Linked DNA regions of Homo sapiens: all the other regions are linked to region 3. A link is a loop called in an ENCODE intact Hi-C map of the cell type or tissue named here. Cell type or tissue: natural killer cell. All regions are shown on one strand. Each heading gives the region's core, and the rest is flanking DNA. Links, peaks and the distances in the headings are about the cores only. Region 1 overlaps LOC124902787 (a long non-coding RNA gene). Region 2 has its middle 57 kb from the start of LINC02725. Region 3 holds the start of ETS1-AS1 (ETS1 antisense RNA 1). Region 4 overlaps FLI1 (Fli-1 proto-oncogene, ETS transcription factor).

Region 1 (7,828 bases), core at 1,137-6,136, 220 kb after region 3:
CTTTTTCACCAGCCTCCCATTATGTATGAAACCTCTGCAACTAAAATCACTCCTTTTCACATAAAGCTGTATCTTCAGAAATTTCCTTTTTATACACAAAGCAGATACCTGGAATGGATATCACAATTAATGTTAACAAAAATGGATGATTTGACGGGATTAGTCCCCATCACGAGAGAATTGTGCCCCAAGAAATGAACCACAGAAAGGTTCTTGATGATAAATCTGATGCCAGGAAAGATTCGGGCCTGAAATGCAGGTAGACGTGGGAGGTCCCAGTGTGAAACTCTGTTGTATGAAGTAGCTCAAAGTCTCAGGTGTCCATTTGGAAAAGAAGGGGTATAGTGGATGAGAAAGATACAGCTTTTTGGTTTTGTAATGATGTGGTTCCACTCACACCCAAAATGGGCTTTCAAGGTTAGGACATATTTTTCTTGGTATGTACAAGACATCACAAGGTATCTTGGTTTCTCTGTTTTCTTGTGAAGGTGTAACGCTCTCTTTCTTCAGGGTGTGTCTCGTTGCCACAGTTTAGAAGTGTAACATTTTGACTGCACCTTTGAAAACAGAGTGAACCTTTGTGGCTCCTTATCTTCTATGATTCTGTTTAAAGAAAACAAAACATATAGACAATGTTATGCACACAAGGCCTGAATCAAGCAACAACATACTTATTTGTAGAGATTATTAGTACAGTGTGGTCACACATTTTATTTTCCACAAGCACGTGAGAAGCTCTGCTAAGCCCATTCTGTGAAATGCTTTCTGTCTTCTGCTGGGGGAGTTTCCTTTTGCTGCCTGGTGTTCGAGGGACTCTCTATGAACATTTTCCCTCTAGAGCAAAAATAATTATGGGGTGTCAAATCCTAATCATTAATAAACACTAAGATTTAAAGCTTTGGGTTTGATAGAGAGAATCTCCTTTTCCTGTGAATTTCCAGGCTTATTACCTTAGTTGTTAGCCTTGCTTAATGAAACTCAATAGTTCCTGCTGCTTGCCTATTTGGTCATTTTATACCAACCTAGAGTTGAAAGTTTGAGAAAGACATAATTTTCCAGGTGTTCACTCATGTTCTGTTTTACTTACAAGTGCAGACCCAAAACAATGGTTCTAATCAATCATTTGTTTTTCTACAGAACCTATGGGAAGATCAAGAAATGTCACTTCTGAGAAAAAAAAAATGTCTAATGCAAGGAGTGAAGAGAGCTTTTTATATCTTACACTGACCACAACACACAGTTCAGAAAACTTAAATAACCCTAACTAAAATTTGAAAGGTGCTTCAAAGCATAGAAAGTACCTTGACATGTATTTTCTCATTGGATTCTTATAAACCTATAAAACGGTGCTTACTCCATTTCAGAAATGAGAAAATGGCGACCCAGAAAATAAAGCAGCATGCACAAGACTACATGCTACACAGGGGACTGATCTGACACCAAAACTTGACTGCAGATTGTCTGCTTTCAACTCTCACCAGCAAAACAGACAAAAGTGCTTTGGACATGCAAGTGTTTATTATGTTGCATTTTGGAACTCCAGACCTAAAACCAAACATAGACAAATATAAAACAAAACAAAAAAACACTAAAGATCAAACCCATTCTCAAACCCAAACACCCAGAAAATAAAAGGAAATTATTATTATTTTTTTCTCAGGGGAAGCAAGTGGTTGATTTCATGTGGGATTAACTCTCAACTCTGATGAACCTCATGGTCTCCTGGATCTTCCCAAACCAAGGCTCTGGGACAGCAATTAATCAGATGGAAAGTCTGGGGATTTATCTCTCCACCATCACTGCTTTCTGCTGAATGCTGACTTAAAGATGTGAATCCACTCAATTATCTCACAGTTAGGAAGAAGCGAATCTATAGTTCAACGACACAGAGATGAGAGCCCAGGACAATCCCTAAGAGTCTGACTGACAATTAATTAGATAGATAGCATCTTATACTTGGGAAAGACCTTAGAGGTCTCATCCAATCTCCCTCCTGCTATAAGAATCCTTCCCTAGCAAGCCTGACAAATCACCACCTGGTGTTGGCTCCTGAGATGGGAATTTTCATTGTCTCGAGGTACCCGTTCCACTGCTGTGAGATGTGCTCTTGTTGTTAGAATGGATTGCCTTCTTGGGATCAAATTATTTCCCCTTTTAAGCCGTCAGCCCACTTTTTTGGCCTGAAAGATTATGGTTATTTGTGCATTCACATGCTATTCTTTGAATATTTGAAGTCAGCTCTCTTGACTTCCTTAAACTATCTCTTCTCTATTCAAAATATACCCAGCTTCTCCAACTTTTTCTAAATTCATTGATTTTTAAGACTTTCTACAAATAGTTCCATTTTTGTACATTTTTTTTTTGGAGAAATGTTCATAGCTGAATAGGGTCTATTTTTCCTACTTAATCTGACCCATGTACTTTCAATACCTTTACTGGTCATTAGCTCTATACCAGTAAGGCCAAATATATGGTGGTGGGTGATAGTATCAGCTCCCTCAACTCTGCAACCCACTGGAGCTTACCAAATGAGAACTGGTTTTCTTCATGCAATTTACCTCAAAAGCCACACCATCAGCAAGAGGACCAGAACTAATTGTCAAAGTGCAAGCCACAACGAACACACAATTGTCACTTAAAACCAGTTTTTGCTTCAGTAAGCTTTTTTTTTCTATCTAGTATTTTATCTCTTAAAATAAAGAGAAAAAACAGGTAAGAAACTAGTTTACCAATAACTTTGACAAATAGCCCCTGAGGTAGAGGGAGTGACATTTGGAAAGTTGGTAAAAGCCACCAGAGTCAAAGCAACCTAAACAAAAAAAAAAAAGAAAAAAAAAAAAAAACTTGTGGCTATGCTACACTCAACCAGGCCACACCTGTTTTCAGAAACCACTGAGTGTTCTGCAGATACGCAGAGATGCCAGGTCTGACAGTCTCTAAGGCAACCAGATACCGATCATTGTCACACAGTAAGAAATAGGAAGAGACACTGGTAACAAACATTAAGCCTGGTTTTCTCATCTGCTCAACAGTGTAACGGTAGGTGGAGTCAGCTCTGCCTTGAGACTCTTCACTTGTCCAGTCTCAAACTCTAAACACCTACTGGAGTGCAGGGCATCCTGCAGCTGGATAAGTAACTGAAGATCTGAAGCCCACCTCTTAAGCGTAATCCCGCAATCGAATGTGGACTTTGAAATGGGCTTTTGAGGAGAAAAGGACAAGCTGCAGTTTCCCCCGTCTTCTAATTTCCTCATCTGCGAAATAAAACAGAGTGTTTATATGTCCAGAGAGTGGTGAGCCAGTGAACTGGGATGACACAAAGAGATAACTTATCTAATTTGGTTCCCAAACGGGTGGGTTGGATTTTAGTTAATAAGTCACCATCATAGGAAAATATAAGCAGGTCCCTGCTTTCTGAGCATTTATGTCTATTGAAGATGTACAGTATCATGCTTTCCCTTTCTGAGACATTTCCAATCTGTAATATGTCAATAAGAATAAAGCAAATGGGCATTTTGTAAGAAGTTGGCAGAGGTGCAGAATGCATTTAGGAATTGGAATGAGTGCTTGTCTACTGCTTTTCAAATCATTGCATTGGGATTACTTATGCCTGTGTTTTTCTTGCTCCCTAGACTGAGCTCCTTGACATCAGGGGCTCATTTTTGTTTATTGGTGTCGTTCCCACTCTTCCTGGTGTCATGTTTTGCACCTGTGGATAGTCAAGTAATAGTTGAATAGTTGTTCAGTTGAATCATTCTGTTGCTTTTAGGAGGTGCAGTTTGAAGACACTGCAGCTAGACTGAAATCACATAGCCCAGGAAATGGGAAAACATACCGTGAAGATGGGCTAATTAATGATTTATTGTACCTTGAAAAAATTTAAAAAAGTATAAATATTAATGAAAGTATTGGTTTTTAAAGCTTAATGATGATCAGCAGCAGAAGATAAAACTTAAATGATACAACTGGCCAGATGGCAACCATCTTTATTAAAAGGCCTGGTCAGAATAAGAATCATTACATAGAATTGAATATGGGACAGAATGTTGAGAATCAATTATAGTAGTAAATATAACCAGCTTTATAGCAACACCAAGAATTACAGTGAAGTGCAAGTACTGCGAAATAAAATTTAAAATATTGATTTTCAAGGATTTATTTTACATTTTATAGTCAAAATTTAATGCAAAACAAAAAAGAGCCTGAAAATCATACAGTCTTACAACCAAGAAAAAACTGTCTTGGTATGCTTTGTATGAATCTTTTGAGTTTGTCCTTCTCTACACGTATCACAACACATATCACACAAATATACACACATGTATTTTTGTTTTTATAAACTGGGCTAACATATTGTTGCTTTGCAAGTTGCTATTTCACTCAACAGTGCAGTATGGCCATGTTTCTATGTTATTTAACTATTCTCTATTTTTCACAGCTATATATTATTTTATTGTATTTATTTATATACATATTATGTATTAATGGACATTTAGGTTGACTCCAAGGTTTTTGTGTGCTGTTTTCTCACGTATGCTTGTTGTTAAGGCTTTTCATAATGTCTTTGGGGAAAGTTCATGGCAATTTTTTTCTGCTAGCAGTATACAGATGGGACTTTTATCTCCTTTTAATTTCAAAGGAAATGTGGCTACAGATGAAAAATGACATGACACACACCTTCCTAATAGTTTAAGAACACTTGCTCTTAAAAAAAATAAGAAAAATGTAGGGGAAGTGATCTACTCCTCAGAGCTGTCTATATTGATTAGATCTCCAAAGTTGACTAACACTACAACATTTTTTTTAAAAAACATACGATTTAGAATCAGGTTAGAATAATATTATCCTAGGATATATTTTACCTCATCAAGAGTTACATGAACTTTATCACTTAAGAGAAAGTAAGTTATCAAAAGTATGTATTTTTATTTTTTTAAAAAGAGACCACAGAAAAGCTGGGTGAAAACATCAAAATTGTGACTTCTTCTTTATAAGTGGACCCTCTAACTGGCATTTTACCTGCTGTTATCTTTCTCCAAATGCTTCCTAGAAGCATTTTGCTCAAGTTCCATACCTGGGAGGCTTCCAGCTACCATCACAAAATTGTTCTTTTCCTTCATTCCTATGAAAGCAAGAGGATGGTTCAGTGGGTACAAACACAAAATTAGTGAGGGCAAAGCTGCCTCATTTGGGTTATTTAGTTTTGAATACAAGAAAATAAAACACTTCTCCAAAGACCAAGATCATCTGTCTCTCATCCCCAACTAATCAACAGGGAAGAAAAGATGAGGCTTGGATGGTTCAAGACAACTTGTCAACACAACTAGAAAAATTACTTAGCATAGAAGCCTAACTTGCATTGGGTCAGTAGTGTCATCTTGATAGGCAAAACACAGCTGATTTCTCCACTCAACAGTTTTCCCATAGATCTTTCCACTAAAATCTTTTGAAATATGATAACCACACCATAAACTTATGGCTGGCAACCCTATTGGGACAGAAACTAAGTGCAATTCTTACTTTAAAATGTCTCCATTGGTAAAGGAAAACATTCTTGTTCTTATTCAATGAATGTTTCATTTCCTTAATTGGTGATATTAAGGTTGAAGTGAAATAACTCCAAACTCTTGTCCTTTTTTCATTCTTGGGTCCCTGAAAAGTGGTGGTGCTTATAGGTTAAGATCTGACTGTCCAGGCCTGAGTGCTGGTTCTTCTGATAACTAGCTTTGGCAAGTCTTTCACCTCTCTCTGTGCTTCAGTTTCCTCATTTGTCAAAGGTGGATAATGATGGCACTTACTACCAAAAACTGTTGTGAGGGTTAAATCGGTGAATCCATTTAAGGGGTTAGAATAGGGCCTGCCATGCACTCCCTGCACACTAAATGGTAGCTGCTATTGTCACAGTTACTCCTCATCACCGATCAGTGTTTGGACAGAGGGCCTGGTTCTGGCTTTGTGAAGAATTGTCAGGACAGATTTGGTGCTGTCTCACTACAGCACATGTGAGTGTGAGTCTAAGGAGATTTACTGAAAGCTGTAATTCTAAACCCTGAAGGGCCCTGAGGCCTTAGCAAAGACTGTGGGAAATTTGTAGAGGACACCAGAGAGTCATTGCTTTCACTTACACGATTATTGCTTCACCGGTCTTTTCCCACCCATCAGTGCAAAACAAATCCACAGCATAATAAGAAACATGCATGGAGGTTGGGTCAAGAAGGCAGAGAAGAGCAGAAATCAGCCACAGACCGGTCCTGCTGTTCAGCCTATCCTGTTAATAACCTGCGTTGCCACCCCCTCTTTCCTTCTGGGACTAAATGAGCCACAAGCATGTGAATACACAAGCACACATGATTCTCACAGCCACTTAAAGGAGTGCCTGTTTCTGACCAGGCTGAGCTGTTTCCTTGGGTCAGACAGGGTGATTTTCTTGACTGCAGGCTCTGGACTAAGCATGAGGCACACGTCTTCAGAACAGGGACTGGACCATGATGTTGCCTGGAACGTGGACACCTCCCTGCCCTTCTCTCAGTTTTCACTAGTACATTTAAGCCGGGGAATGAGGCAGAACAGTTGGTTAACCTAGTCATCTACCCACCTAGATATGTATAATTCCCTTCTCAGCCCACATGCCATGTACTACGCTAACCAGCCATTCCCCAGTGGCCATTCCAAATATATTTAAGAACATATTGTTTCTAGATTTATGGTCACTGTAGTAAATCAACTGGAAAGAATCTTATTACCTTAGAAAACACAGCTGGGAATTCACATCTCTTTCCTTAAGCATTTGTCAGGCACTGTCTCTTCTCACCTACGTCTAACTTGCACCCTGATAGTAAATGAAACAAATTAACACTCTGTTAATTTGCCAGAGTGGTCAGGGAGATGATGGGGTGCTTGCGAGAGGCCCTCACTTCCAGAAGGAAAACATGCACTAGCCCACACCCTCAAATCTAATTGAGAGTTCCCCATAGTAAGCCTGACCACCCAGGAGAGCTCCTCTTCCTGGGGCCAAATTCCAGTTTCTAATTCACAAATAAGCAGAGTCTCCTTAATCATTGCACTCAGAGAGCACAGGTCTTGGGTCTGAGCTCCAGTTCTACACCAACTAAACCCTGCACTTAGATAAATCGCCTCTTGGAGGTCATTTCAGTTTTAAATTGTGGGTGGTCATAGTACCCATCTCCTATAATGACATCATGAATGCAAATGCATATTACAGACAGGAAGTGTAAAACAAATATGAAAAGTTCTTGTTGATACTTTTCATTAGAACATATAGATGCAAAAGACTAAGGCGTAGAATGGAACACTCTTATCTATTCATAGCTAGTGCTGAAGATGATGCCAGATAATACATAAACAGGCTAGGAGCACTGGATTGCACTAAACATTGTAGTATCATCAAGTTAAAAAATGAAAGGCAAATCAGAGGAGTAACGCCTTTGTGAACAGGCAAATGTCCCTTTCCACGACACTAAAAGCTCTAACCTTCCCATTTGCCCTTTTTCAGGAGACAATCATTCTAGTTTCATGCCCTTTATCATCTTAGTTGTTCCTACTGAGTGAAAAGTCATCTGGCGAGGTTTGCAACCTAGTACATTTCCTAAGAGGCTTTGTTCATGACAAGGCTGCTTTACTAATCTCAGGAAGCTTCAAGTTTTCTCAAATTTCCAGTTGTAAGTGAAAAATGTACTGGATTGTCTCCCTTTTATATGTTAAAATAATGAGGCATTATTTCAGCACCACCCTTCCCTGTTTCTTTGTTCTAAAAATATAACTCAAGGATTCTGCCAGGTGTTAATTAATCTTCATTAGTCTCTGGAGG
Region 2 (7,828 bases), core at 1,555-6,554, 490 kb after region 3:
GTGAAATAACCAGAAAAATTAAGAAGAGTTACCTGTGGAATAAAATGCCTGAGGAATGGGATGGGGTGGAACAGGATACTCTTTCACTTTAAGACTTTTAGAATTATTTGACTTTAGAAATCATTTACAGTTGTTACTGATATAACATTAAAACTATTTAGAAATTAAAAATTAAAAAACATTTTTACTATGTCTTTCCCTATTTATCAAGGGGGAGTTTGGAGCAGGAACAGAACTTGGGGGAAAAGAGAGAGCTGTTGTTTCCTTTGAGCATAAAAGTAGCCCTTGAATATCTTTGCATGAGGTATTAGGGCAGGAGTGGACAGAAGCAGGCAGGAATGTGACCTATGGATTTGAAACATTAGTTCTCAGTCCTCAGATCATGAGCCATGAAGAGAAGGTCACCAAAGGTTGTAACTATTTTTTTTTCTTTGTTGCCTGCTTCCATCAGTGCAAGCCCAGGTCCTGGCTCATTCTGCTCTACCCCCGCTGTGGAAATGGGGAGGACTGCCTGCCTTTCTGTCCATCCCACCCTGGCTCCCCTCACCAAAAGTGGTGGGGGTGTGGGGTTGCTGGTCGGGCTGGACTGTGAGCACTGACAGGGCCCATTAATCATGCATGTGGCAGGCATGCTATCTCTTTCATCTCCCCTGGGCTTGATTATTTAGGGCAGCCGTGGTGTCCTCTCACTCTCTCTCTAACCATATGCAAATATTTACTCCACTGATTTGTGTGCCACATCCTTTGGTTTCTTTCCTGATCATGAAGCTGATCATAGGAGTGAGATCTAAAGTTTAGGTGTGGGCTTTGGAGTGGGTGGATGCCAGCCTTAGCCCAATTTGGACATTAGCTCAAGCCAAGATATGCCAAGCCAGCTATTTCAGAGAGCCCTGTTTTTAGGCTTGGGTCTTCACCTAGCTTGCAATAAAATGCTACTTTATTTGTTAATTGTCTACTGATCCTTTCACAGGGATCATTTGGGAATCCTATTGGGGGCTGGGAAGGTAGATGGTTTGGAGGGCAAGATTCTGGTATTCCTGGGTCCCGGCTTCTCATCACCATTTAAAAAAAGAGACCCACTTTCACATTTACCTTCACTTCTAATAGACATCATGAAGAATAAATAATCATACTTACTTCATGGAAAGACTTTTTTATGTACAAATGTAAAGACCCAAGAACACATTGTTTATAGTCTTGTTTTCTCACAAATCCTTATACAACAGACCTTGATTATTCATGAGAGACCTAGGGATATTCATAAAGTCCTCTCCAGTCTAGAAGTCTAGATTGCCTATTGGAATTTCCATTCTTTCATGTGCTTTTATAATAATAATTATTATCATTTTATTTCTATTGAAGAATCAGAAACAAAACATTCCACATTGTGTACGTATATCCAAATATCACATTGTACTCTATAAATGTATATATTTATGTTTTGTCAATCAAAAATAATATTAACAATACATTAAAAAATAATTTTAAAAGAAACAAAAGGTCGTGCAAACAAAAGCCAAAATAATAATATGTCTTACAGTAAGTAAAGAATTAATAAATGTTGGGAAAAAACCAACATTCTGGTTATGGGCATTGATCTAATAAGTGTAGTTCCCCCCACCGAGCAATTTCATTATAAAAATGAAGATCATATTCTCTCTACTCAAATTAGAGGATTTCTAATTTTATGCAACTGATTCATCACTTAAATTCAGTAGATGAAACTCTAGCCACAAGACTTATTTCATGTAGGCTCTCACTAAATCACTGTACAATCAATGTATGGATTTGTGTAGGGGTTGGATAGAAGTATTTATCTTTATTTCCCTAATTGTCAGAAAATCAAATTTTGTCATTTAAACATTAATTTCCTCAGTCATTGCATCATGAGAAACTAGGAATCTGAAATTTGTCTCTCACTAACCTAACAGTTTTATTTGAAAAGTAGGTCCAACCCAAAGTCATCCCTCTTGAGAACAGACAACATGAGGTGGGCTTGCTGGGAACGTGTCTAACTACGGACCCTGAATTTCTTGGCCATGGAGTATATATAAGTTGAGTGATTTTTCTCTTGGAAGCTCCTGTTACTTATCCAGCTTCATGTTTTAAGCCTAAGCATTTTGCTGCAAGGAAGTCATTCAAATGTGTTGAAATATTAGTCTCCCACTGAAGAATTTTAAAACAACATGTTATTTCAACACTCTCTGCTTCAATAATCAGTTGTTTCCAGGCTCCCTGAGCCTCAAATCATATCACAGCTAAATCTTTCTTCTGCACATTATCTGAATATTTACCTTCCTGTCCATGTGGAAAGTAAAGACTGATTTCGATCTGGCTGTGAGAGAAGCCAGGTTGATGCTGGCATGGGAACATCTGTTAGATGGCTGAGCTCCAGCTCGGTCGTCCTATTTGTGGTTTTATTACTTTTGTCTCTTTCTTTCCTTGTACTGTTAATATTTTAGAAAAAAAAGATTGACATTTATTAAAATGAAAGTCTACATGGAAGTGCTAATTAAACTGAATGACATAAAAATCTCAACTGTCATCCAAAACATGTTCATCAAATGACACACAAATGATCACCAAGAGTCAGAATGTATTCTTCAAAACCTCTGGAATTGATTACTTTTGCTCATCGACTTCTTATAATAAGTGTCGCTTTGTTTTGTGCTTTACCTTTATTTTAATAATGAAATTAAGTAAGTTAAACATATATCAATTAAGCATGGAAAATGTCACTCATGTTAAAAAGGCACTCAAAAATCAGTCACTATTCCAGACACTGTGGAAGTGATACAAATAGATGAATGGTAATGCCTCTCCTACTAGGTCTACCAGGGAAAACTGGCATATACATTACTAATTCATGAAAGATCGTAATAAATAATATAAAATACATAAAATGCTATGCAAATATGGAGGGCGAAGGGATGGCTTCAACAATTTCTAATATATGTGTGAAAAGGATAATAAAGTATTACATAAAAATTACCCCATAAAATCCTCACGCATTTCCCCAACTTGTTCTTACAAAGACCATCCATTTTTGACCCGTGTTAAGCCCATCCCTACCCTCTGTCACAATTCACACTCCACAAAAGCTCTACAAATTACTGCCCACACATTGAAATTGGTTTCATATGCCTTCTGTCCCCAGCTGCCTGCACCCTGGCGATGACTGCCTTGCAACACAGTCATGAAGGGCGTCGCCTGTGTGGTTAGCAGAGTGTAGGTTAGGCCAGGAAGTCTTGTGTGAAAGAGTAGCTGTTGGTGGTTTGGCTTAGAGAGCAGGAGTCTTGCCAAGGATGGCTTTGCTGCTAGCTTTAGAAATGATGGATGGTGGCCACAAGGCTGTTTCTTCCTCAGGACTCAGAAAAAGTTTATGAAAAATGACACGATTGTACACAGATGATCTTGGCGAGCCACTCCAAGCTTACACACAGAGCCTATACTCTCCCTTGGTCAGAGGATATTTAACACGGGTGGTATTGCCTGGGGATTTTGAAGCTCTATATGCACTTGGAATTGGCTATAAAGGGTATCCCTGAGCAGAACAGTCAGAGATATTGAAAGTCCTCTACACACAAGCCACATACACTACACCTTCTTATACACCACATATATACACCACACACAGGTCATATACACCACACTTTCCACTGTATACCACGGATGTGGCCTTGGTATTTGTTTATTCATTGTTTTGTATTTTACAGTCCTTGCTCACCCTAGGGGTCAACATGAGGAAGGACAATAATTTGAGTTAAATTCCCAGAATACCTTTGACATTTCCTTTGCTTATTTCTTTAATGCTAACCCTCTGTAAGAGTGGAGTAATATCTTACCACATGACCATGAAAGTTTTGTGTAATAAAAGGAAGTGAACCAAGATGAATAAGATAAGATGCAGAACAAAATTTCCATGACATTTTACGCTGTTCATACAATAAAAAAATAAATAGAGAGACACATAGCTGACTTTGCATTAAGAATTAGGAAAAGCAGGGCACTTAGGATAAGAAGGTACATTCGTGACCTCTTGGACCAATGTCGGTCCAGTGCGTTGACATTTCTGGAACAGCATCTGGACATCAGGCATTTAACCAGATCATTGGGATTTAAAGACATGTAAGACGTGGTTACTGAATCCAAGGAGCTCACTGATCGAGAGAGGACACAGGCCAGCAATCTCTCACAGTGCCCTGTGGTAAGGGCTGAGACAGCCACCATACTCAGTTGCGCTGGGAACACAGAAGCAGCTCTCGGGGCAGACCCATAGGGAAGATGGAATAGGCTAAGGGAAGAGAAAATATTTGAGGTGGGTATTTAAAGATGAGCACAACAATCTCCTTAATCTATACATGGGAAAAATAGTGAGGCCCGGAACGATGTAGAAACGTTACCTGCGGGCCCAAAGATAACAAGCCAGTGTCCCTCTCTGACTTGGAAGAAGGAGGAGGGAAGAATCAGAGGGTAAAGAGCTGGGCAGCTGGACTGGTATGTGAATATCCGAGGCAGCCAGACACGCTGCATCGTGGGAGGGAAGAGTTCAATGCTTTCTGACAACAACATCAGTGGACATCTCAGGAATCCAAGAGAAACGGGGATGCCACCAGGTGGCAAAGGGGTGTGTGAGGACGCTTCCAGATCAGCTCTGCAGGAGAATATACATTTATTTTACTCCTTTTATTTGTAAGAAAATGTATTGAATTGTTAAGCATATTTTGTCCTGGTTTTAGCCGTTAAAAAATTCCAGTCAGTAAAATAACATCTGAGGATGCACAGAATGAGAGGGGCATTCGGGATCTTTCCTTCCACAGAGCCCCTCTGCTGGCTCGCCACCCCGTGAACCTCATTCAGCTCAGGCTGCTATTCAGAGAGAGCCCGCGGTCCCCGCCCCTATGCAAGAGCTTAGGGGGGGAGTTAAGACCGCTGCACAAATATATGAAATAAAAGGGCTATGGCAAATGAGTCATTTAAAGTATAAGGAATTGGGCTGGGCACTGTGCCTCACTCCTGTAATCCCAGCACTTTGGGAGGCCGAAGCGGGTGGATCACTTGAGGTCAGGAGCTCCCAGGCTGGCCAACATAGTAAAACCCCCTCTCTGCTAAAAATACAAAAAAATTAGCTGGGTGTGGTGGCCTGCACCTGTGATTCCAGCTACTCGGGGGGCTGAGGCAAAAGAATTGCTTTAACCCGAGATGGAGGCTGCAGTGAGCCGAGATTGTGCCACCGTACCCCAGCATGGGCGACAGAGCGAGACTCCGTCCCAAAAAGGAAGAAAAGAAGGAAGGAAGGAAGGAAGAAAAGAAGGAAGGAAGGAAGGAAGGAAGGAAGGAAGGAAGGAAGGAAGGAAGGAAGGAAGGAAGGAAGGAAAGAAGGAAGGGGAATTGGAATTTTTTTCCTCCTGGAAATGCTTTCCTCTCATGGTGTCTATTGGATTCCTTCTCTCGTTTGTCTTAGTTCATTCCTGGCTGTTCTTTGTTCCTGACTTCTCTTCTTTTGCGTGCAACCGAGACATTCTTTGGAGTTCCACGCTTGACTTTTCCTCTACCTGCAGGTCCCCCAGCTTCACTGGCAATGCTTACTGGAGCCTTCCAGAACTCATTCCCACACCCAGGGCCCCTTAGCTCGAGGTGTGCCATCTGCACCCTGGAGGCTTCTCAAACTTATTACACCTGAGAACACACTCGGTAGCTTCTTCCTATTTCTTCTGACAAATGATGTTGCTGTCACACCTGGGCCAGAAATCTGGACACCAGCCCTGCCTTCACCCCATGCTAACCCTGCATATGCCCTGGCCAGCATCAGGCTGTTGATTCTGCATTCGTATCTTCTCTATGTCACAGACCAGAGTCATTGGCTACAAGGTACAGAAACTTTCTCAAGGCAGATGAGGTAAGGGGAGCTTGTTGTAAAACCATGGCAGACAATTCCATGGGCACCCAAGGGAATGACAGACTCAGCAAGCCATAATGAGGGCTGTGACTGGAACTGGAAATTCAAGAGCCAAGGATGTTCTCTCTATCACTCAAGAGCCCCAGAATCTCTTTCTTTGCTCCTGATTCCTTTCTATTTCAAGAGAAATCATGTCCTGTCTGAAGCTGTCTCTGAGTCCAGGGATCCACGGATATGGAGCACTGGACACGTGAGCCTGTGGCTCAGCCTGCTCCTGACTTGCCTCAGGGCCTATCAGGTTACACTCTCATCCTACTCCTGCATGTCTGCCTTGCCCACCACATTCTCCAAAGACTGTGAGCTCTGTGAGGGCTGTGATTGTGTCTCACTCATCTTTGTATTCCCCAGAAGTCATCACATTCCCTGGCACATAGTGACATGCAATAATGCTTGCTGACTGGACATCTGTCTCTACACAGACAGTGCACACATTTGCCATAACCTCAGTACAGACCACGTCATCTCTGAATGACTGCGAGAGTCTCAAGTTCATCTCTGGTTTCTACTACTTGCCCCCTGTTTGGACTGACCTGTTTCCCTTTGTCCATGTGAGTGTATCCTCTGCAGAATGGCTGGAGTGACTATGGTGAAACTCAGGTCAGACAATGGCATGTCTCTGCTCAAAATCTTCCCGTGGCTTCCCATCTTGCACTGATGCCAAATTCTTACAGGTGTGAAAAGCACTGTAGGATCCGACCCTGCACTGCCTCCTGCAACTCCTCCTAACACTGCCCAGTCACTGGGCTCCAGCCACAGCAGCCCCTCACTGTCCCCCATCACAGCCTTCTAGGACGCACTTGACCCACCCTTTGCCTGGAAGCCTCAGGCAGAGATCTTCACGGCTGCTCTTTCACATCCTCTAGGTCTCCGGTCACATATCAGTTTATCACAAAGGTCTGCACCCCAAACCCTCTATATAAGGAAATACGCCCATTGAGGTACCTCTATGCCCCTTTTTTTGCTTTGATCTTTCATGTAGCATTTTCAAAATGAGCACCTATTATATCTTTTGTACTAATGTTATGCTGTGTGTCTCACATCTCTTGAATATCTGTTCCTTAAAGTGACAGACTTTTAAACTGTTCACCGATATATCTCAATACCTAAAATAGTGCTTGACACAGTTGATTCCGAAAAAATGTTTTTTGAAATGAGTGCATAAGTCATTGGAAAGATATTTATAATGCTGTTTTTATTTGCTTTTCTCCAGTTTTAACCTGCTCTGTGACTTTATGTTTCTGCTACCGTAAATCTATTATTTGTTGCCAAATCGGCCACACATCCTCTGGTTTTATTGTGTGGTGGTGGCAGGCGGGTGGGGGGGCAATCTTTGTTTTAAGGTTTAAATTAAAGTGTAGTGCACTTCTATCCCAAGGAGAAGAAAAAGATCATATAGAGATGAATGGAAATTAGAGGTATGAGTGGTATATTAGTCAGGGTTCTCTAGAGGGACAGAATTTACAGGATAGATGTATACATAAAGGGGAGTTCATTAAGGAGTATTAACTCACACGATCACAAGGTGAGGTCCCACAGTAGGCTGTCTGCAAGCTGTGGAGCAAGGACACCAGTCAGAGTCTCAAAGCTGAACTTGGAGTTCGATGTTTGAGGGCAGGAAGCATCCAGCACGGGAGAAAGATGTAGGCTGGGAGGCTAAGCCAGTCTAATTTTTTCACATTCTTCTGCCTGCTTTATACTAGCTGTGCTGGCAGCTGATTAGATGGTGCCCACCAAGATTGACAGTGGGTCTGCCTCTCCCAGTGCACTGACTCAAATGCTCATCTCCTGTGGCAGCACCCTCACAGACACACCTAGAAACAGTACTTTGCACCCTTCAATCCAATCAAGTTGACATTCAATATTCACCAT
Region 3 (7,437 bases), core at 2,438-7,437:
GTGCACCCTTTTCAGGAGAGTACATACCAGAAAAGAGGTTTAAAGCAGCATGGGAACTTAAAAAGTGCTATGCATTTTACTTCCTCTGTTGGTAGAGTTAGCATTGGTGAAGCTAGGATTCATATTAATTCATTATGACACTATAATGCTGCTCATTGAAGGATGCCTAAGGTAAGATAGGCATAGATTCTTGAGTAAAATGTTTGTGGATGACTGCAGTGACATACTCAAAGAATGTTATATTTACTGGCTAAGCAGGCTGTTCTTAGTGTGACACATCAATGTTTTCTTGGGGCTCTTATACGGAACTGGTTCTGGAAGAAGTGATGTAAAATAATGTGTGTTCATGATTCCCCCTCAGAACTCAGGAGAAATCATGAGCCCTCACCAAATCCAATATTTCCTTGGTTTTTAGGCTTTAAGATCAGCTGCCTTTTCTGTTCCAACATCTTGATTACCCATTAGTAGATACAAACAACAAAGTGCAGAGAGCAATACTCTACTTCGACAAAAGTGGTTAGGGCTGCTTTCTATATTTCTGTGCCACCTGCTAGATTGTAGCAGCTCCATTTGATCCTCCCTGTCCTTTTCATTCCCATCTTCACTCTCAGCCCATCCCCATGTCCCCCCATTTCTACTTCCAACCCATACCCTTCCTCAATATAGAATCACCTGTATAGCCAGAAGATATATTTCAAAATACAGTGCTTCTGGAGTCCTGACAGATTAAACTTGAGAAGGTGAAAGGGATTTGTAGTAAGCACCCTGGCTCACCATAAAGCATGTAACAGTCTATTCTTTCTCATAAAGATGGAGGAAATTGAGTTCATTTCATGTATTTCCCTTATCTTACAAATAATGTATATAGCAGTTGTACATCTTACCTTTGTGGAAGCCAGTGAAATAAAAGATTCAACTCGAAGTTCGGAAATTCCTGAAGACTGCTTCTGAGCAGCCATCTGAGAATATGAATAGCGTGATGTATAAAACGTCCAGGCTGACAATCAAACAACTGATTTACTTCGTGGTGAGCCAAATGTCATTTTTTACATGAAGTCTCAGAATAAAAAATTAGATAAAAAGTAAAATGAATATTGTGATCTTAGCAACATTCTCCTTTAAGGGGATGGGAGGAATGGGAGGAACAGAATAAAACTTTACGAAGACCTTTTTAGTTAGAAATGAGTCAGTTGGTTGGATCTTTAATCTTAAACTTTGGGCAAATTTGAGTCTCACTTCAGACCGAACTAGGCAAAACAAAACTGGTATCTGAGCTTCATTTTTCTGTAAAAATGTTACGGGGATGTTAGGAAGTTAACTGTTCATTAATTAAATAATGAACATAATTTATGGGGCTCTTACTACCTTGAGCTAAACACCATGGAGTGTAATAATGACTGAACCTCAGTTGCTGCCTTTAAAGAGTGTAGGAGACTGACACGCATATTCAAATATGTACTAGGAGTGTGCTCTTGAGCTGAGCAGAAAAGTGGCAACTTGCAGGGGTGGGGTGACAGCTTCTGTGAGGGAAATTCTTTGTGTACTGCAAATGTCCATGTGAGGAAAAGACTGAGAAACACACTCTATATTCTGCCTAGATTGTCAGCTTGACCTTCCCTTGTGTCTTCTGTGACCTCCTGAGATCCTTTCACCTCCATTCTATCCTGGATCCTTTGCATCTCTTCCAGCATGAGGACCTCCCATTGATCTGTTTTCTGTAGTTCCATGACTGTTGGCCATGCAAGACAATTAATTAAAGTATGGGATACTTTACTAGGTCTTAACTGCATTTTGAAATCTTGGGGACTGAAGTCCCAGAACGACAAGAACATAAAATCACTGTGACTCTACCTCCTCATCTCCTCCCCTTCTCTGTCCTCGACTTACACTTCCATTGTTCTCAGAGGACTTCCCTTCCACTACTTCCTCCTGTACCACCGTCCCTTTTCCTTTCAGGGCTATTTCTCCTTTTTGTGCTCCACTTATCTCTGCTTCTTGATCTCTGGGGTGGTAAATGTTAGTCTTTTGGGGCAATTGATTTGGCATTTTAAATGAAAGTAGTGGGGAGAGGGGAAAAGATTCCACAGTGAAATTGTCTTAATGTAAGATTCAAACCACAACTGCAGAGAACATCTGTTTTGAAGTTTGATGTTGTCTTTGTAACCCAAGAGAAAAGCAGAGTAAGATCAGAGGAAGGCCTTAGCCTTCCACCAGGATGAAACCACCTGCAGCCTTGGACAGTGGGTGAAATCCTGTAGCCCTGGGATGCAGAGCTTCTAGGAGACTGGCTGTCCTCTTCTCTCATATTATTAAAGGATGTTGGTTCTCTTGCCATCTGTGCTATTGCCATTATCCCTCTACCTCCTCAAGAGTCCAATTCAGGACAATTTAAATTGGAATCCCAATTACATGATCCCCAAAGGCTCACAGAGTAGCCTGCATTCTGCATTTGCAGCAATTCCAGGCAACATGCTCAGCCTGCTTCAGGGAAGCACACAACACTGAGTGTGGATGAGACCTCAGAACCCTCTAACCTTGGGCAGCTCCTTACCTCTTCCTGTCTGAGCCATGTTTGATTTGCTGCAAGAGGAATACGTGTCTAAACTGCTGGATTTTAAAATGTCGCTTGGTCTGTGGATTAGGCCAATCCACCCCACATTGTTGGGGCTGCAGATGCAGTTGAATGGTTCATAATTATAGTCTAAAGAAACTGCAGACAGCAATAGAGCCAACCCAGGCCCTTTCTCTCCTGACAGCCCATGCCAAGCTGTCTCCCACAGGGAACCATAGTGTGGTTATCCTGCAATGTATTTGCCCAAAGACAATACATCCAGTGTAGAGAAGTTGGATTTCTAGAAATTGAGTCTGCTCATCTATCTACTCCCATGTCCATTGTATCCTGTCTTGTGTCTCAAGGGTGTCTGGTACTTCTCCTGCCAAAGTGAAATGCAAAGTAAATGCAAGGAGATGCCAGGGAGAGAACTGCTATCAGGGCATCTGGTTCTAGTACTGACACTGACTTTTTTAGATTGTGTGGCCCTGGAAATAATAATTTCCTCACTCACACTCATTTTTCACCTCTGGTAAATAGGAGTGCTGGACTTGGAGAGCACTGATAAACTCCCATTGAGCTCTAACATGTGACAAATCCAAGACCTAAGGTTTTGTCTCCAAAGAGGCACTACAAATGTGATCTTCTTTCAGAATTTAAACTGTCACTTTTCTGTGACTCAAAACAAATATAAATCTAGTTCTCTTCTCCAATCAGGTAGTTCTCGAATTTCTCAAGTGAGGCTGATGCTGGGCAGGTTGCCAGTTTAAGAACTGAGGAAGGGTCTTGAAGAGATTTTTAAATGAAATGTGGTGATAGTTGTTCTATCTCTCGCTGGAGATCGTTCAGGAAAATTGAGCATCCAAGCTATTCTGCAAAGAGATGGCTGTAGACAGACATTTAATGTGATTTCCCACATATTCTACCGTATACTAGATCTTAATAACAATAATCAAATACTAATTCTCACCTAGACACTGTGCTAAATTCTTTGCATACATTATCTCATTTAATCATTCAAATAGCCTTAAAAGGTGTGTGCTGCTATTATCCCTAGTTGAAACATGGAGGAACTGAGGTTCGGGATTGTTTAAATGACTTACCTGTGGCAATTCAGCTGGCTAGTTGGTAGAGTAAGAATTTGAACCTGAGTCTTATTCCAAAGCCCACACTACTATCCTCTTTGTTTTCTTATATTGAGCTTTCCAGGGCAAACAGGCTCCCAAGTCCTCCCCTCTCCCCCAACCCCACCCCACCCTCCCTTCTTCCCTCCTGACTGCAGCTCCTCCTACCCTCATTGTTTATTGTGCCTTCTAAACAATAGCCAATGAGTCTGTGTTCCATTCTAGGGAGAGCTAGGGCTGATTTTATTCCCTGAAACAGAGATGAGGTTGTGACACAAAAAGGTTAAGTGGCTTTGGTGAGGTCACAGAGCCAGCCTGCAGTCAGCAACAGTACCATCTGAGTCCCCTGGCTTGGGTCCCTTAACTGACCCTAAGGCTTTTTGGCATCCAAGTTTAATTAAGAGAGTTATTTTAATTTTCCTTCCTATCTCTAATTTTCCATTTTATTGCTGCTTGATAATGTAGATATTGAAGTGCCAGGCATTTTTCTTCCCTAGTGTGACTTTTAATGACTAAACTTCTCACATAGAAACCACTTGCCTTAGAAGTAAGCTTTCAAAGCTTGTTTCTGTGTATGACAGAGACTGTTGCCTTTTCTCAGAGAAAAATGAGACCACAAATGCAGCTCAGACAGGTTGTTGTTAATTGAGGGCTTTTTTTTTTTTTTTTTTTTTTCTAAATCTTACATTTATACCAGTAAATCAACATCTGTGAGTCATAAACTGGTTCTGGATCAGCCGTTAGTGGTCTGAATGTTTTTGTACCTACCTTCAGTAAAGCATATTTTAGCTCAAAACTCAGAGATTCTTTGTTTTGTTGAAGTTCAAGACTCAGGAGTAGATAACATGCTAGGACACTTCTGGAGAGGGAAAGTCTGTCTTCCATGATTGTTCAACATTAAGTGTATATTTATATTTCTTTTTTATTGAAGTTGGGGTGGAGTTGAGGGAGGAGTATAAATAAAAAAGAAAGTATGCTTTTTACATACTCCATGTGCTTGAGGAATTCCTGTATGAAGGTGACTATTTTCTTAATATTATTGTCTAGCTCCACTCTTCTGTTCCCCAACTCCTGCGGACTTTTCTTGGCCCTTATTGACTTCACGTTCCTAGTGTAAGGCAATTCAGCACTTGGTAGGATATAATTAGCCGAAGTCTAAGGAATGCTTAAAAATACAATTCTGTTTTTTCCCAAATGCAGGAGGAACAGACTGCTGCAGTACAAGCACAAGCACAGAAGTATTTATTTGATTGATTTTTTTTTTTCCTGAGTGCCTTAAAAACCAGATATGGTATTGAAGTATCTTGCCCAAGTGGATGAAAGGCAACGCTTGGCTGCTGTTGTTTGGCTGGTGGGGACACTGAGGCATACATGTAACCGAGTGGACGTGAGTGCTGGGGATAGAGGTTCTGCTCTACTATGAAGGGAAAAGGGCACAGCCTCTGACACTTTTTAGTTCATCTTCACAAGCCAGAGCATATCAAACTCACTTAATCATTGAATTAGGAAGCCCATAGTGACCAAAAAGTTGATAGTTCATCATTCAACACATATTTATTGAGCTCTGTAATGTCTTAGGCACTAGGCTAGGCATCAATGTTTTAGCGTATGATAACATAGAAATATCATTTAAAGTCCATATGAACATTTAGAAAAATCTACTTGTGTCCTAAAGAGAATGAATAAAAATTTCATTTATCAACATTGATTAGATTAATGAAACATGACCCTGGCAGACCTGATCAGATTATTATATCTTAAATATGTAAAAAATATTTTAACATGACCTTATTAGTGCTCTTCATCCAAATCCAGGGTTCGATGCATAACTTCTGATGGCATAAATATTCATAATTAATATCATCTGGAGGTAACTTTCCTGGCAGCCTGTGGTGGCGCCTGGCTATCTCTCCAAACTGCTGCTTTACGCAACCCTATTCCTTGATTTGGACATTCACTCATTTTGTTTCTGTGCTTCAGGACTGGATTAGGAAACGGATGATTGACTATCTGAGTTGTCACTATGGAAGAATTAGAAAGAATAATTTTCCTCATTGCTAGAGTGGAAAGTGTTTACAGTTTAATCATGGTGGGCTTTTTTAGTATCTAATTTGGGTGGATGTTAGCAGCAGTGTTTAGGCTAGTCTGGGGAAGAAAGTTGAGGAGCAAACTGGGGAAGAGAGAAAGGAGTTGCTCTGAGGAATCTGCATTTGAAAATAGAGAAGTACTCACACTTGGATTAAAAAATGCCAACATTTTCTCAATACAACATCAACAAAACAAAATTCCCCAAAGCAACTCTAGATTTGTTCACTTCTTCTCCTGATGAATTCATAGTGAGTAAGGCAGAATTGATTCAAGAACCTTTTTTTTTTTGTGGTTCATTTGGACGTGTAAATGTACAATTCATTCATCAGCTGTTTCTCTAGGCTTTTCCCAGGACCAGAAGGGTCTGTTCTTGTCATCTGGAGGCCAGCATTGTTTTCTCATACCTTGTGGAAACACAGCTGGATTGCAACAGTCTTTGTTCTTTCAAAAATTAGGACTATCACATACAAATATTTTCCTCTGGTCACTAAGGAGGGATTTAATCTGGAGTTTAGACCAGGAGCCACAGATTTTTCTGTTCCTGGCTTCCTCCCCGATTTGCTGTGGGAAATCTGCAAATTACTAAGGCTTCAAGGGCACAAAACTGGGATTAGATGAAGGTAAGCCTGTGTGTCAAAACTTACCAGAGGCAGAGGTTACAGTTACAGTCAAATGCTGGGAGTTCAAATGTGCTTAGAAATCAGGAAACATTAAAAATAGCTTTCTCTGAGATTGCTCAGGAAGATTTATGTTTAATCTTTCTGTTAATCAAAGATGGAGCTCAGTGCCTGGTTCTAGCTATGTATTTAGATATATACATGTACTGGTTGATTTGTTAATTAGGACAAACTATCTCTATTACAACCAATGTATTAGTGGCAAACCATGAATTATTCGGGTTCATTTTGTTTTATCTCTAGTGTTGGGGGTTCCCAAATGGAACAGAAACTGTGCATTGTGATTCTGTCATGGCTGCCAATGATGTACTCCAGAAATTCAAAACCACAGAGCCTCTGCATCACTTTTTTGGTGGCGGTCGTGGGAGGGTTGTTAGTTTTATCTAAAAGAGGAGAGTCTGTGAAAGGAAAGACAAAGCTTTGGCCAATGGTGACATAATTAGAGGAACAGAATAATTAGAAATAAATCATAACTTCCCCTTCAACCCAACCACTGCTGGAGGTAAATTGGAAGCTTACGGAAGCTCATGGCTGGGTTCTAGTTTGGGGTCCCGTTCTGGACTCCCCTGCCAACGCAGGAGCATTACATGGGTGGGCTCTGAAAAACTGAAGCCTCCTTCAGAAACACACGCCCTGACTCAAGATCCGGCTGGAGTCCAATACTCCTAAAGCCCTTTGAGGACACGGGCTCACGAATCCCCTGCGCCTGCCTGCACGCTCGCCTTCATCCACATGCCTCACGTCCTGTGTGTCAGTCTTTGTGAATGAATGATGTACACGCACTTGGAAAACTATGCTGCTACTGGGAGGGGGCGAGAGCGGGTGACCAAGCCCTCAAGAATGCGTGGAGAATCAGACGGACTTTCCCGAAACGGTGGAGGCGGCCTGTGCACCCAGCCTGCACACCCGCTCCCGGCCCTTCCCGCCCCTGCCTGGGCTCCGAGGCCCGGGGCTCCACGCACTGCTCCTCCGCGGTCGCGGCCCGGCCCCGCGCTCG
Region 4 (7,828 bases), core at 1,713-6,712, 230 kb before region 3:
CAAATACCCATGGGTCTCCATTGAGCATGAAGATGGAACTCAGAAGCCCATGCATCAACTCAGGCTCAGCATTGAAGGGGCTGAGTCAGCAGACCTGGATCTGCGTCCTAACTTTAAACAAGCACCTTCTCTTTTGAGTCTGCTCAGCCATGTGTTCTCAGTTATTTATTTGACGACAATTTATTGAGCACCTACCGTTTCAGGCCCTGCCCACGTGTCAGTGAGGGAGGTGATAAGAACTAGGACAGACACTCTAAGCAGGGTAAAGAGTGAGGAGGCGCTGGTTTCGATCAGGTGGCCAGGGGAGGCCTCTGAAAAGGTGAGGTTCAGGTAGAGAAACCCAAAACTCGTGAGGGAGAGAGTCATATGACTAGATGGAGTAGGAATGTTCCAGAATGAAGGAGCTCAGGGGAAGAGATTCTGAGGCACGAGGGTGCCTGGGGGTCTAGGAGCAGCAGCTAGAGTCTTATGAGGCTGGCGCGGAGGGAAGAAGTGGGAGGGAGGGGGCAGTAGAGAGGATGTCAGAGGGATGGTGGGGCCACACTAAGGGCTTTGCATTTTGTCATAAGCCATTGAAGAGTTTTGAGCAAGAGGATTACAAACGAGGAAAGCATGGCTCTGGCTGCTTGCTGTCCGGAGAATAGACTTCAGGAAGGCAGGAGGAAGTGGGGAGAGCAGGATGCCCCCGCAGAAGCCTAGGAGAGGTGCTGCTGGCTTGCACCAGGCAGGGGCAGTGGAGGTAAGGAGTAGGCAGATTCAGGTTACAACAGGCCAGAGAATCTCCAACAAAGCTGGGTGCGGTGGCTCACGCCTGTAATCCCAGCACTTTGGGAGGCCGAGGCAGGCGGATCATGAGGTCAGGAGTTGAAGACCAGCCGGGCCAACATAGTAAAACCCCGTCTCTACTAAAAATACAAAAACTTGCCAGGTGTGGTGCCATGTGCTTGTAATCCCAGATACTCAGGAGGCTGAGGCAAGAGAATTGCTTGAACCTGGGAGGCAGAGGTTGTAGTGAGCCAAGACTGTACCACTGCACTCCAGCCTGGGCAACAGAGTGAGACTCCATCTCAAAAAAAAAAAAAAAAAAAAAAAAAGGAATCTCCACCAGTGGGATCTGGATCTTCAACAAGCATTGGGAGCTCCTTGGAGAAGGGCCCCATTTAGGAGGCATCGTAGAATAGGCCTCCTCACCAGGTGGGCGTTGGCAGGAATGAGGTGGTGGTGCAAAAGCATGACACACAAGCAGAGGGAGCAGAAAGGTGCCTAACAGATGGCACGTGGGGCTGGAACCAAACGCCTGGGTTCGGGCTCCAACTTTGCCTCCTTTAAATCCTTAGACAAAGCACTGTCCCCTGAAAGCCCTGCTTGCCTTCCTGTGTAACAGTGAAGTTACAGTAACTACTTCTTAGTATAGTGGTGAGGAACAAGTGGTAAGATAATATGGGAAAACGTTCAACACACCATGTCCTTCGACTGTTAGGAGCTCCGGCACCATCAGAATTACATCTGGAGAGAGATTCATCTGAGGGGCTGCAGGCTCAGAACCTCTGAGCCTTCCTGAAATCCTGGGATCTGGAAAGGTGGCTGAGATCCCAGTCACTGGTTTTGGTTAGTAGGGTTGAAATGTGGTAGGCCTGGCAGTTCCCACAGGCAGGTCTGAGGCCATGAGCTGCTCTGGAGGAGTTCTCCCTCCCAACCATGCTCATTCCCTTCTCTCTCTTCAATCTAGACTAGTTTCCTCGGTGACCTCATCCACTTTCACAGTTCAGACTCCTTAGAGATGATGCCCAAACGTAAATTCCAGGCCTGAAAGATTATCTGAGCTTCAGTTCCCAAAGCCTAGTAGACGTTTTTATCTGGATGTTCTACCCATTGCTCACAAGGAATCTCAAAGAGAACACTGACATCCCATCCTAAAGCATTTCCTGTGCCACCTTTCTGCGGCTGCTCACAGCACCAGCCTTTAAAATGTGCAGGCTTTAGTCGCCTTTGATTCTTTCCTGTCATGCACCCCCTTCATTCACACTTTACTCACCTAAGCCCTGTTAATCATCTCTTTGCTATCGCCCTTATGTATCTGTCCTTTTCACTTTCCAAAATCACTATCATCACTTAGTTCCGAACTTCATTATTTCCTATCTGGGATATTTTACTAACTTCTTCACTTGTCTTTCTGACTCTCCCATCCTACCGTCTGTGCGCAAGGACTGTCAGCTCGCTAGTCTTAAGTCACTGCTCTGATGAGGTTAAATGTCACGTCTGTGCTCAAAGTCAGCCTCTGGGTTAAATGTCACATCGGTGCTCAAAGTCAGCCTCTGGCTGTGGAATAAATGGCACATGTTTTCAGCCTGCCATTCAGGGCCCTCTGTTGCTTTTTATTTTCATCTCTTTGTGCCTTTGGCCCAGTAGATTATCTGATATTTTGTGAATAAGACTGATGTTCTCTGTCTTTCAAGTCTTTGCTCATAACAATCACTGTCACTATAGAGCACTTTCCTAACGCGTCTCAGGCACCATCCCAGGTCCTTTCCCTGAGGCATCAGAGTAACGCTAGAGTAAGGACCATAAGGAAGTGAATATCCCAGTCCTGTTTGAGAAGGGAGAAAGCTGGTGCTCTGAGGGGTTTCGATGACTTGCCCAAGGGGCAGAGGCAGGACGCAAAACTGAGGCCGCCTGTCCACTGTCCTCTTCCATGACCCTGTGATTTTCTCTCCCTGGACCCTCCTGTCTCCATTTCTACAAGCAAAGCCCGAACTGACCCAGTATTGTACCCACTTCATGCACGCCTTCCAGGTGCCTGCCCCCTCCCAGACACAGTGAGCCCCCACAGGAAGGTAGACACCTTCCTCATCCCTTCTCCACTCTTACTAAAGAATGGTTTGGTCACCTTTGCTCTGCTGAGACCTGCCCAGAGGGGTTAAGTATCTTCAACAGGACAGGGAAGAGTAGCTTATTGCTAAGCTGTCCCCAACAGGACTGGACCTGGGCCTGGGATTAACAAGAAATAAGTGTTCCACGAGTGTCTGCATAGGCGCTTGGGGCCTGACTCCTACCTGGCCTCTGAGGGCTTCGTGGGCCCCAGAGAGGCAGGGGGGCTTCCTAGCCCTACTCCACCCCATCATCAGTCTGTGGCCCTCTCTGCCTTAGCTCTCTAGGGACTGACACAGGCTTCCTGGCCCAGCTCTAGAGCCCCATCTGCTGCAAAAACCTTAAGTGCCAGAAGCCACTTGCTGCAGATCTGGCGACTTTGTGCCTTCCCCCAATCCTGCACAGGCCTGGTGAGCTTACCTGGATCCATTCATGTGGTCATACTCCCGCTTGACGTTGACCCTCACTGGCTGATTGATCCACTCCTGCTGTGGTGGGAGGGGGTTGATCTTGTGGGGCTGCCCGTAGTCAGGACTCCCCGAGGCAGTCATGTCGGCCTTGGGGAGATGGGCTGCCGCTCCGTACGCTGAGTCAAAGAGGGACTGGTCGTCGCTCACCACCGACAGAGCCTCCTGCAGGGCCAGAGAAGAGACAGAAAGCCCAGTGTCACTCTTCACCCAAGCAAGTGACACTCTTGCTTTGAGCTGGCAAGGTGGCCCAGGGCTGCCCCAGGACAGCTTGTCTGGAAGTTCCTGTTTGACTCACACTCCAGGGGGCAGGTTTGCCCTTATGCAAACCAGATGGGTGTTTGCAGGTTACCTGGGTGAGGAGGGACTTTGGGCAGTGGAGTGGGGATGGAGGAATCATGAAAGTGGGTTTGTTTATTGGTTCTGTAGTCTGGGACCCCCAAAAAGGAGGGTGGGGATAGGGAGGCCAAGAATAGTGGTGACTTGGCATGGAATATAGTATTGTGGTGGTGTGTGAATGCTAGATTTTTCCAGGCATAAGCAGAAATGCCTCTTACGAGCTGAGTGGAGTCATCAGCAATGAAGGGGAGATGAGATCCAGCATTTATTTTCCAGGCAAGGCCAGTGAGATCCACCCAGAGAGGCTAGGTGTGCTGCTCAAGGTCACACAAGGGAAGGGTGGTGCCCATGGCTGTGGCCAGGCCAATTTCAGTTTCCTTATTTGTAACAGGGATAAAAATAGTTTTAGCACAGAGTCGATAGGTGGATTAAATGAGAAGATCTGGTGTGGGGGTGTAGCTTGTAAGAAATGCTCAGTGGTTTGCTGAGGGCCCTCTAGGAGGTGCTGGTGCATCCTGTAGATCTCAATGTTGATGACTCAGCCAGCCAAAGGACGAAAGAGGAACCTCAGACACGTGAAGTGCCAGTCAGGGCAAGACCCTCCAAAAGAGGTTGTTGGGTCCTCCCACTCATATTATCCCATCACTGACTTGGGTGTGACTTTGGGAGATCATGGATTAAGAAAAGAAGCCTTGGCCAGGCATGGTGGCTCATGCCTGTAATCCCAGCATTTTGGGAGCCTGAGGTGGGAGAATCTATTGAGTCCAGGAGTTCTAAACTAGCCTGGGCAATGTGGCAAAACTGTGTTTCTACAAAAACAGAAAGAGAGAAAGAAAGAAAGAAAGAAAGAAAGAAAGAAAGAAAGAAAGAAAGAAAGAAAGAAAGAAAGAAAGAAAAAATTAGCTAGATATGGTGGCATGTGCCCAGCTACTTGGGAGGCTGAGGTGGGAGGATCACTTGAGCCCCGGAAGTAGAGGCTGCAGTGAGCCGTGATCGTGCCATTGCATTCAGCCTGGGCGACAGTCTCGAAACAACAACAACAACGACAACTAAAAAACTTTGCACATTCCGGAGATCTGCTACCAATCAAAACATGAGGGTAAGAGTCTCCCATTATTCCATGTCTCATCGAATCACAGGCATCCAAGGTCAGGGACCAGGGCATAGTGTTCACTACAGTCACATAATTACACCAAAGTAAGTCTTCAGAGAAGATGGTAGTCATCTATAATTGATCTATAATCTATATAATCAATAATTATATAATCTATAATTGTGATAATAGTTGTGATAATACATGCAAAGTACTTAGAAGTCTCTGGCACATAGTGAGTCACACTCAGAACATGTTAGGTATCATGATTATTAGCATTCAAACAAAGATTCTCTTAGGCCACCTGTTAGGGGCTGCCTTGTGTCCTCACAAAATTCATATGCTGAAGCCCTTACCCGCAGTACTCAGAATGTGATTGTATTTGGAGATAGGACCTTTAAGGAGGTAAGGTGAAATGAGGCTGATAGGGTGGGTTCTAATCCAATATGACTGGTGTTCTTATAAGAAGAGGGAATTTGGACACACAGAGAGCCCCCAGGGGAGTGTGTGCACAGAGGGGCTGCCATGTGAGGACACAGCAGTCATTGGCAAGCCAAGGAGAGAGGCCTCTGAGGAAAACCAACCCTGCTGGCACCCTGATCTTGGACTTCCAGTCTCCAGAACTCTGAGCAAATAAATTTCTTTTGCTTAAGCCACTCAGCCCTGGTATGTTGTTATGGAAACCCTAGCAAATGGATACACCACCTTTACTTGAAAATGTAGTGATAGGTGAACAGCACTTGTTAAAGCTGGGATTTGTCTACCTTCCTTGTGTAATTCACATTCCTGAATTGAATGTCTTCTTCAGAATGAATGCTCTTCATATGCCTGTAGAATTACAACCTGCTCCATGGGCTGTCTCTTGTCTCCCAGGGCCATTCTCCACCCCAGCGGACAGACAGCCATAATTCAAAAAGGGAGGCTCTTCTATGGCTGTTTTCAGCTGGGATCAGGGAAAAAATACTGGAATATACTCTAGGAGTCCTGCTTTTGCACCAGAAGGCTTTGGATGGTGTAGGTGCCTCCAGACATACATTCAAAGCAGAGTTGCCCACACAATATTAAAACACTTACATCCCCCAACCGAGGGGATCTCCCTAGCCCTAACATCTGCTGGGATCCTTCTTCATTTTCTACCAGATGCCCTTGAGTCATGCTCAGAGTAAAGCTGTGCTTGTCAGAACCATTTGTTTCTTGGTTATTATATCCACTCTTGATTTCAGCTAGAGTTCAGCTTTGGCTTCATATCCTAAATTTTGAACTGTTATCTGGGCTCAAGGAATTATGGTTCTGAGCTGAAAAGGGTGACATTGCAACCTTTCAGACAGCTGTCCCTGACTCCATGAAATTCCTTGAGCTCCGCACTGGAAGCAGAGGACACATTACCACCTATGACCCCTAAGTGTCTTTTGGTGATAAGAGTGAAGAACATGTACCACAGTCCTGCTACAAAAACAGATGACATTTCAGGAATCAGGTAGCATCTTCTGCTGTAGAGAATGGCTTACGTTCTTAGTTTATCATTCATGAACCTTGGAGTTTCCAGTAAAATAATTTCTTTCCCTTCCCTCTTCTAGGTTGGGGGAGAAGATGACAGAATATCAGAGGCAAAGAAGCCCGGGAGGCAGGGCTGGGCACAGTGATGCTCCATAGATGGGCAAAAAGTTCCTCCCATCATTATCCTAAGGAGGGTGGACCAGGCAACAGGGAACACAGGATTGTCCTGGCCAAGGGGACATGCAGACGGCAAAATCAAGACTCACAGCAAAGAGAATACACAGAGAACACAAAGCCAGCGGTTCTGGAGGCAGACCCAGGAGAGACTTCTTAAGGAAGTGAGTGGTACACAGCTAGAAAAAAACAAGTGATGAGATAGAGTGTAGGTGTAGAAAGGGCACAAAACCAGTTTGAACTCATTTTGGAATAGAAGTTTCCTTAAGAATGTAGTTCACAATCAAGGAAACTCCAATCAAGTGGCAACATTGTAGGAGGAGAGCGTCCCGGTTCACCGGGAATGCCTCACACTTCTGTCCAGTCTGGGCATTTCTCTCTGAGACTCTTCCCTCCCTGACGACCCACTGACATGCTCTTCCCTCATTCAGTACACCTTGTGCGCTCCCTGGCTGGATCCAGCTCCCTTGCAAGTTGTGAATACTGCTGTCATCCTGCCACAATCTGCTCAAAAACCTCAGAGAGCTCCCTAGAGATGGACCACAGCAAATCTCTTCTCAGCCACTTGTCTTCCAAAGGTCATCTTTGTCCCACCTGCCACACTTACATTGCACAACTTCCTCTTGCTGCAACTTGTGTCCAATTCTAACTATTCTCACTGCTCCACTAGACAAGCCCTACTCAGGTATGCTTCTGTGCCTTAATTTTGTGGTTCCTTTTGCTGCAAGTAACCTTTCTTTACTCTTTCACCCTGATGCACAATTATCTTTGCCATTGTGTAAGGTAAGTGAGATCTTCCTGAGAGCTTCCTGTTTCCATGAAACCTTTCTGATGATGACCTATGACTCCTTTGAGCTGTTAACAGCTCGTGAGAATACTGCTTTGGGTATGCATATGTGCACACACACACACACACACACACACACACACACACACACACATCCCCCTTCTATTTGCAATCATGGCTAGACAAAAAGCTTTTTTTCCATTACAATGTAGAGAAAAGAAGAGATAGATCATGGGGGCTGTGAAGAGAGAGAAGATGAAGGAGAAGAGTTCCCTGTCTGGCTCACTGGGCTGAATTTGAAAAGCCAATATGGGCAAGGGAAGGGAGGTGAGGGCCCCTAAGTGGAATAAAAGATTTGGGGAGATAAGGCCCCAGACAAGCTGATTTGAGACCCAAGTGAAAGAGCAGAGTTGGGGAGGAGAGCATTCTTGTGGCTTCTGCAAATAAACGGCACCCCTTTTTGCAGTTCAACAGCTTTAGGAGCACCCCAAGACCATGCCCTTGGCAAGTACACTGTCATTTTTATGATGCCACTGGTAGTAGGGAGCCCTCTCCAAATTGCTCTGGGAAGACCAGAGTAGGGACGGAGGAGGCAAACAAGAG

Evidence for each region. Peaks named below come from ENCODE experiments on the same cell type or tissue, not always from the same donor. Only the 100,000 strongest peaks of a DNase experiment are listed, where the experiment ranks them.
Region 1: a loop joins it to region 3, with 4 times the contacts of the local background. A loop is called at or near these places in 25 of 110 quality-filtered maps.
Region 2: it touches region 3 in a loop (4-fold over the local background); 5 of 110 quality-filtered maps call a loop at or near these places.
Region 4: a loop joins it to region 3, with 2.7 times the contacts of the local background. A loop is called at or near these places in 11 of 110 quality-filtered maps.

What each region holds. Positions count from the first base shown.
Region 1 is chr11:128,297,785-128,305,612 of GRCh38, reverse strand. It overlaps LOC124902787 (a long non-coding RNA gene), which reads left to right. Exons shown (of 2, transcript XR_007062946.1): 2 at 1,138-3,286. Among named protein-coding and RNA genes, the nearest start is that of LINC02098, 93 kb to the right of the region's middle. RefSeq lists a silencer at 2,885-2,974. In natural killer cell, for the core only: a CTCF peak has its summit at 3,159; DNase peaks (open chromatin) are centred at 1,258, 2,952, 4,622, 6,092 and 1 weaker place; H3K4me3 peaks cover 823 bases; H3K27ac peaks cover 5,000 bases.
Region 2 is chr11:128,035,231-128,043,058 of GRCh38, reverse strand. No RefSeq gene overlaps it. Among named protein-coding and RNA genes, the nearest start is that of LINC02725, 57 kb to the left of the region's middle. In natural killer cell, for the core only: a CTCF peak has its summit at 3,768; DNase peaks (open chromatin) are centred at 3,218 and 3,618; H3K4me3 peaks cover 407 bases; H3K27ac peaks cover 2,721 bases.
Region 3 is chr11:128,522,533-128,529,969 of GRCh38, reverse strand. The region is part of intron 3 of ETS1 (ETS proto-oncogene 1, transcription factor); the gene reads left to right. It overlaps ETS1-AS1 (ETS1 antisense RNA 1), which reads right to left and starts at 3,828. Exons shown (of 4, transcript NR_120581.1): 1 at 3,655-3,828; 2 at 2,552-3,437; 3 at 885-959. RefSeq lists a silencer at 7,166-7,437 and cis regulatory regions at 7,250-7,437, 6,502-7,437. In natural killer cell, for the core only: no CTCF peak of the experiment used is centred there; DNase peaks (open chromatin) are centred at 2,539, 4,369, 5,009 and 6,759; H3K4me3 peaks cover 716 bases; H3K27ac peaks cover 4,108 bases.
Region 4 is chr11:128,753,787-128,761,614 of GRCh38, reverse strand. It overlaps FLI1 (Fli-1 proto-oncogene, ETS transcription factor), which reads right to left. Exons shown (of 9, transcript NM_002017.5): 2 at 3,289-3,500. Among named protein-coding and RNA genes, the nearest start is that of SENCR, 62 kb to the right of the region's middle. RefSeq lists enhancers at 2,873-3,373, 3,374-3,874, 3,931-4,190 and a silencer at 5,817-5,936. In natural killer cell, for the core only: a CTCF peak has its summit at 4,162; a DNase peak (open chromatin) is centred at 4,194; H3K27ac peaks cover 890 bases.